Linked DNA regions of Homo sapiens: region 2 is linked to region 1. A link is a loop called in an ENCODE intact Hi-C map of the cell type or tissue named here. Cell type or tissue: MCF 10A. All regions are shown on one strand. Links, peaks and the distances in the headings refer to the core of each region. The heading gives the core; the rest is flanking DNA. Region 1 overlaps IL16 (interleukin 16). Region 2 overlaps LINC01418 (long intergenic non-protein coding RNA 1418).

What was found. A loop is a pair of places that touch in the nucleus more often than their neighbours do. Peaks named below come from ENCODE experiments on the same cell type or tissue, not always from the same donor. Only the 100,000 strongest peaks of a DNase experiment are listed, where the experiment ranks them.
Region 2: a loop joins it to region 1, with 5 times the contacts of the local background. A loop is called at or near these places in 3 of 110 quality-filtered maps.

Annotation. Positions count from the first base shown.
Region 1 is chr15:81,273,468-81,276,268 of GRCh38, forward strand. All of the region lies in intron 6 of IL16 (interleukin 16), which reads left to right. Among named protein-coding and RNA genes, the nearest start is that of STARD5, 49 kb to the right of the region's middle. RefSeq lists enhancers at 1,601-1,895, 1,621-1,915. In MCF 10A, for the core only: a CTCF peak has its summit at 1,753 (motif pointing right); a DNase peak (open chromatin) is centred at 1,764.
Region 2 is chr15:81,938,594-81,941,394 of GRCh38, forward strand. All of the region lies in intron 3 of LINC01418 (long intergenic non-protein coding RNA 1418), which reads right to left. Among named protein-coding and RNA genes, the nearest start is that of LINC01418, 27 kb to the right of the region's middle. In MCF 10A, for the core only: a CTCF peak has its summit at 1,181 (motif pointing left); a DNase peak (open chromatin) is centred at 1,188.

The DNA.
Region 1 (2,801 bases), core at 284-2,783:
GGGACTGAAGTCTGAGGGGTCTGTTTCTGACCCTTCCCTCCTCTCACCCATTCTCTCGGCTGTCTTTCCCTTTCCATCCAAGATCCTGTCTCAGTTGCTGGGATCCGTTAACACCCCCTCTCCTTCATTCTCCCTGTCCTTCCTAACCCACAACCATAGGGAAACCAGGTTCAATGCTTCCAACCCTTGTAACGGATGAGTCTGATAAACATTTGCTAGGAGCCTACTGAATCCTAGGGTCTAGGAATACAGATAGAAACAATCAGGCATGATTCCTGAAGAGCTCATGATCTGCCACAGGGACCCTCTCTTCCACTCCCCACCCACCTTTCTTCCATCAACCCACCCCCTCTCAACTCTTTCATATCCTCACAAGACAGAAGCCTCATCCATCCTGGGAGTGAGGGGCCAGGGAAACAGAGCTGCCTGTCTTCTTGTCCTGTAGAGTCAGGGTTCCCCCCACCCCCACCTCCACCCTAAAGTCATTCATGGATTATTGAGCAACAGGTTTGGCCCAAAGAAATTGCCAGGTTTCAACTCAGGAGGCAAAGTTCAGGGGCTGGAAGTCACAGGGCAGAGAGTACCCACTGCAGGCCAAGGACTGGGCCATACACCAGAGGTCTGAAGAGAAGTGACTTCATAGCATTTTCACTCTTCTCTGTCAGCTCGCTTTCTATAAGCTATGCTGGGAGCCTAACCACCTTTAATCATCTAACTTGCTTAGGGCAGGGTAGGCACACTACAGTCTGTGGGCCAAATCTGGCCCACCGCCTGTTTTCAATGTCTCATGAACAAAGAAAGGTTATTACATTTCTAAATGGTTGAAAATTTAAAAGTGTTTTTGATTATTTTATGATATGTGGAAATGAAATGAAATCCAAATTTTAGTATCCATAAAAAAGCCTTCTGGGGACTCGAGCACGCTCATCCACGTACCTGTCATCCAGGGCTGCTTTCATCTCAGCAGGGTGCCCCCATCTCAGCCTCACAAAGTGCTGGGATTAGAGGTGTGAGCCACAGTGCCCAGCTAGAAAAAGAAACCAGAGAAAAAGGATGGATCATATACAATGGAACCATGATTAGGTGACAGCAGATTCATCAGTAACGACCAGGTCCAGAAGTCAGTGTAAACATAGTATTTATATCTGAGTTGCTTGGTGTAATGTTGAATTCAGAGAAAGTGCTCCCTGTTTGTGTATTGAACAAATTGAAAGAAAGGGAGAAAGTGGTTTTCTGTTCACATAGAAATGGATTTTATGTTACAGCATAGTGTGGAGTGGTTGCAGCTCACAAAGGTTAAAACTTTTACCATCTGGGTCTTTACAGAAAAAGTTTATCAACCCGAGCACTATGCAGAATTACACATACAGATTTTAGGGTGTGGGCAATGGCGAGCCTTTGAAGGTTTTTATACTATGGGAGGGACCTGCTGTGACCAGGGTTTTCAGAGGCTTCAGGAAGCAGAGTGTAGGATGAAGTGGGCCATTGTGAGCCCCAGGCTCCAGCTCCAAGGACTGCACAGAGGCGGTAACCCTGGGAGGAGAAGGGAGCAGATGAGAGAAGTGACAGAGCCTGAGCAGAGGTCGCAAAGGGCGGGGCGGGTCAGAGAGAACTGGAAGGTTTCTGGTCTTAGTAAACTAGAGAAAGACATTGCCTTATATAGAGTAAGAGGCACTGGAGGAGGAGGAGGAAAAGGAAGGCAAACCAGGATGTGTAGGTTTGAGTGGCAGAAGGGAGAGCGATGTCCCTGGATGACCACGAGATGGCGCTGTCCAGCAGGGAAATGACATCCGTTCTCTCTCCGTTCAGGGAGTTAGAAGTGAATGCAGACATTTGGGGAGCATGGACATTAGAAAAACAGCTGAAGTTACCAAGCAGTTGACGGGGGAGGAGGGGGGGGAGGGGAGGGGAGGGGAGGGGAGGGGAGGGGAGGGCCCAGATGCCGTTCTAGGGGAATAGCTAAATCAAGAGGGTGGTGGAGAGGAAATGTCAAAGAGAGGAAAAAAGAACAGTGGGATCAGAATTGGGAGTGTGCCATCATGTGTTTTATTATCTTTTGTACTTTTCTGTGTTTAAACAAAGGGGTGGGGGAAGGGTTGAAGTGGCAAGAAAAGAGAATATTGTGTTTTGTTCTCTTTCCTGAATGTAAGCCTGCCCAAGCCAAACTTTTTATTTTTTCTGAGCATTTGCCTCCCTTAATTAACAGCAATCATAAAAATTGAAGATTTCAATGAGTCAAGACTCTCAGCTAGTATATGATCCCTGATTCTAGCCTCAAACATTGACCAAATCATCTTTTGTAACTTCTTTTAAAAGTAAATATTTGAATCTTGAATTCAGGGCAAATACATTAGTTGCAACAAAAGTTTGGTGTACAGATCAAGGCTACTAATGTTTTACTTTTATTCCCCTTCCAAGAAACTATTGTGTAAGATTTATTTGGCAAAACCTAATCAGCCAGCTTTTACCAGATATAGCCAAATAAGGACAGGACATTCCAAAAAGCCCAGAGCTGGGCTGTGTGGCCCCAGTAAGATGGACATTCTAATAACTTAAAGAGAAGTCTAGCCCCTTAGGTAATTAAGAATGGACATTCTGAATTTTTGTTGTCTATCCTTCTTTCAGCACACATGTAATTATATTCTGATGTTTTAAATGTATCTATTTTCCTTCCCAGACTTGGAGTCTCACAATGACAAGGACTGGTTCCTTTTATTTTTCACTTTGGCTCCAGCAACCTAACAGACGGAACTGATCTGAATACTCTCCCCACCCTGCCTCCAGCCCCTGTTTCCAATACG
Region 2 (2,801 bases), core at 177-2,676, 670 kb after region 1:
GCCACTCAGCATCCACTCACCTCTCTCCCATCTTAACGGCACCCAATTTTTGTTCAAATCCTCCAGCTCCCTCACAGAGCCCTTGTGCTTTGAGGAACATTGACCTAACACTAGTGCCCCAGGTGAATCCTGATTGGTCTAATCCAATCAGGGTCATCCCATCTCCCTACCACAGGGGTTAACCAGGTAATTGGCCTAAGCCAATTAGTGCCAGGCTATCCCCAGCCTCAGCGACTGATCTTCATAACCTTGGCGTAGGCCAATGTTTCTTTTAAAACACACACACACACACACACACACAAACATAAAGGAAAAGATTGGCAAATTGAGCTTCATTAAATGAAGACTGTCTATTTATCAAGACACCATTAAGAGAGTGAAAGGCAAGCGACTGAGTGGGAGAAGAGGATTTTCATGCAGCACGTATAAAGAACTCCTACCTATCAATCTTTAAAATGAGAGACAACATGTTCAACCCTAGGCAACGGTCTTGAACAGGAACTTCACAAAAGAGCATATCCAAATGGCCAAAATCCATGAAAAGTTTCTCTACATTATTAGTCATCAGAGAAATACATGTTAAGAACACAATGAGACATCTCTATACATCTGCTAGATCATGTTTAAAAATTTCATGTAACAATACCACTTACAGACAAAGATGTTGGGCAAATGGAACTTTCATAGACACCTGGTAGAAGTAGAAAGTGATACAGCCACTTCAGAAAACTATGCCAGTATGTACTAAAGCTACAGGTATGCCTACCCTATGACCCATCAGTTCTATTCCTATACACATATCCAAAGAAATCGCATACATATATACACCAAAATACATTATAAGAATATTCCTAGTATCATTATTTTAATAGCCAAAATTGGGAATGATCCAAATGTCCATTAATAGTGGAAAAGGCATCTGGGGTGTTGGTAATATTTTATTTATTAATCTGGGTAGTGTTTATACAAGTACTTGCCCACATTGATCTAAAAAGTGGAAGGATTTCAAACTCAAGTATATCTGACTTCAAAGGCCTGTCAATTACAGTATTTTAATAAATGTGAGTATGTAGTGGTGATGAGGTCGACTTTAAAATGTGTATGAATTGAAACATGTTCCAATTACGTCTCCTTTTATCATCCTTTTGGTGACCAAAATTATACAACCATGACTAAGAAACTACTGCCACCTAGTGGCACCCTTCCCTAATTGCAGGATAAATTATTGTGAGCGTGACTCAACTTCAAGCGTGTACAGTCAACTTAAAATAGCATGATGACAACAAAAACTTTCGTTAGATTTCCCCACACCCACCCAATATTTGTTTCTACTTATGGAAAGCAATCACTTCTTACTCAGATAGCTTCATCTGAGTAATGTAAACATTTTGTCTTTATCCTATTCTTTTTATATATAAAAATAGTTAAAATGATTACCTGCCAATCATTGAGCAGTTACTACATGTCAGACATTGCATTAATACCTTTGCATGGATTATGTCATTTAGTTGTCATAACAATTCTCTAAGGAGTCTACTACTATTATACCCATTTTAGAGATGAATAGACATAGATATGTTGAAGTTTCCCAAGGTCAACATAGCTAAGTGATCAAGTTGGAATTTTAATCCAGATCTGCAGGATTTCAACCCTCTTGCTCTCCTATCTTCCAAGCATCCAAGTTGGATATTTTTTCTTCAAAGTAGGGAATCCAGAAATGTGAGTTCCAGTGCTGGAGGTGACAAGAACTCACTGTGGACCATAAGCAATTCACTTCACTTGTCAGAGACTCAATTTTCTTATCTGTAAATTAAAAATCTTGCCCAGGTGATCTCTGAGCCTCCTTCCCACACCATCACCTAATAGCTCCTGATCACAGAAGAAAGGCATTAATCTAAGCCACTGGCAATATGTTTTTGTGGTTTGGTGCAACTATTTTTAGACCATCACAGAATAAGAGCTCATTTCATGGAGCCAGTCACAAATTTCCCACAATCTTTGGGGGAAATCCAAGCCTGGGTGATTCTGGTGCTTAATGAGATGATGTAATGCAGGAAAATATATAGCTGGAAGAAAATTTTATTGGTGTGAGTAAATGTGCATTTTCAAGTGAATTACAAGACCTTAAGAAGTAAATGTATATGCCCCAGGGGAGAAATCACCTAAGACTTTAAAACAGAGCATGTAGTGTTCATTTGTAGGCATTCTAAGAACCTTTGCAGATGTGAAGGAAAAGGAAAAATTGTGCAGAACCTTTAACCCTAGAAAGAAAAACAAATGACCTCAGAAAAATATCTTCAACTAAGTAAATTGAGGATACCCCATGACAGGTGCAACTGTCAGATAAAGGGGCTTTATAATGCAACATGAGCTAACATATTCATTCAGGAGAGGTGCACTTATGTAAATCTGCTAATGGGAAATCTACAGGATTAGCAACTTTAAAGAATAATGCATGAAACTAGTCTGGCATTTAAATGATGAAGCATGCACTCTCTAACATGCCTATGTTTTTTTTAAAAAAAAAAGGCATGTTGTCTGACGCAAACACAAGAAGTAGCATTCTGAGTCATGTAAATTTCTTGAAGTTTTTCTAAACTGCCACATACCTATAATACATTTGGCATATACATCCTAGCAAATTCCAATCCTGTGATGTCCATTTCAGAGTGCACAATTTTGACAGACTGTTAGTGACTGGGAAGTTTGGGGTTTTTTTCCCTTTATTATTTCAATAGCTAACTTTAAGTAGATATAATAAATAAGGTAAAACATTGCACAATGAGAAAGATGGCCAGAGA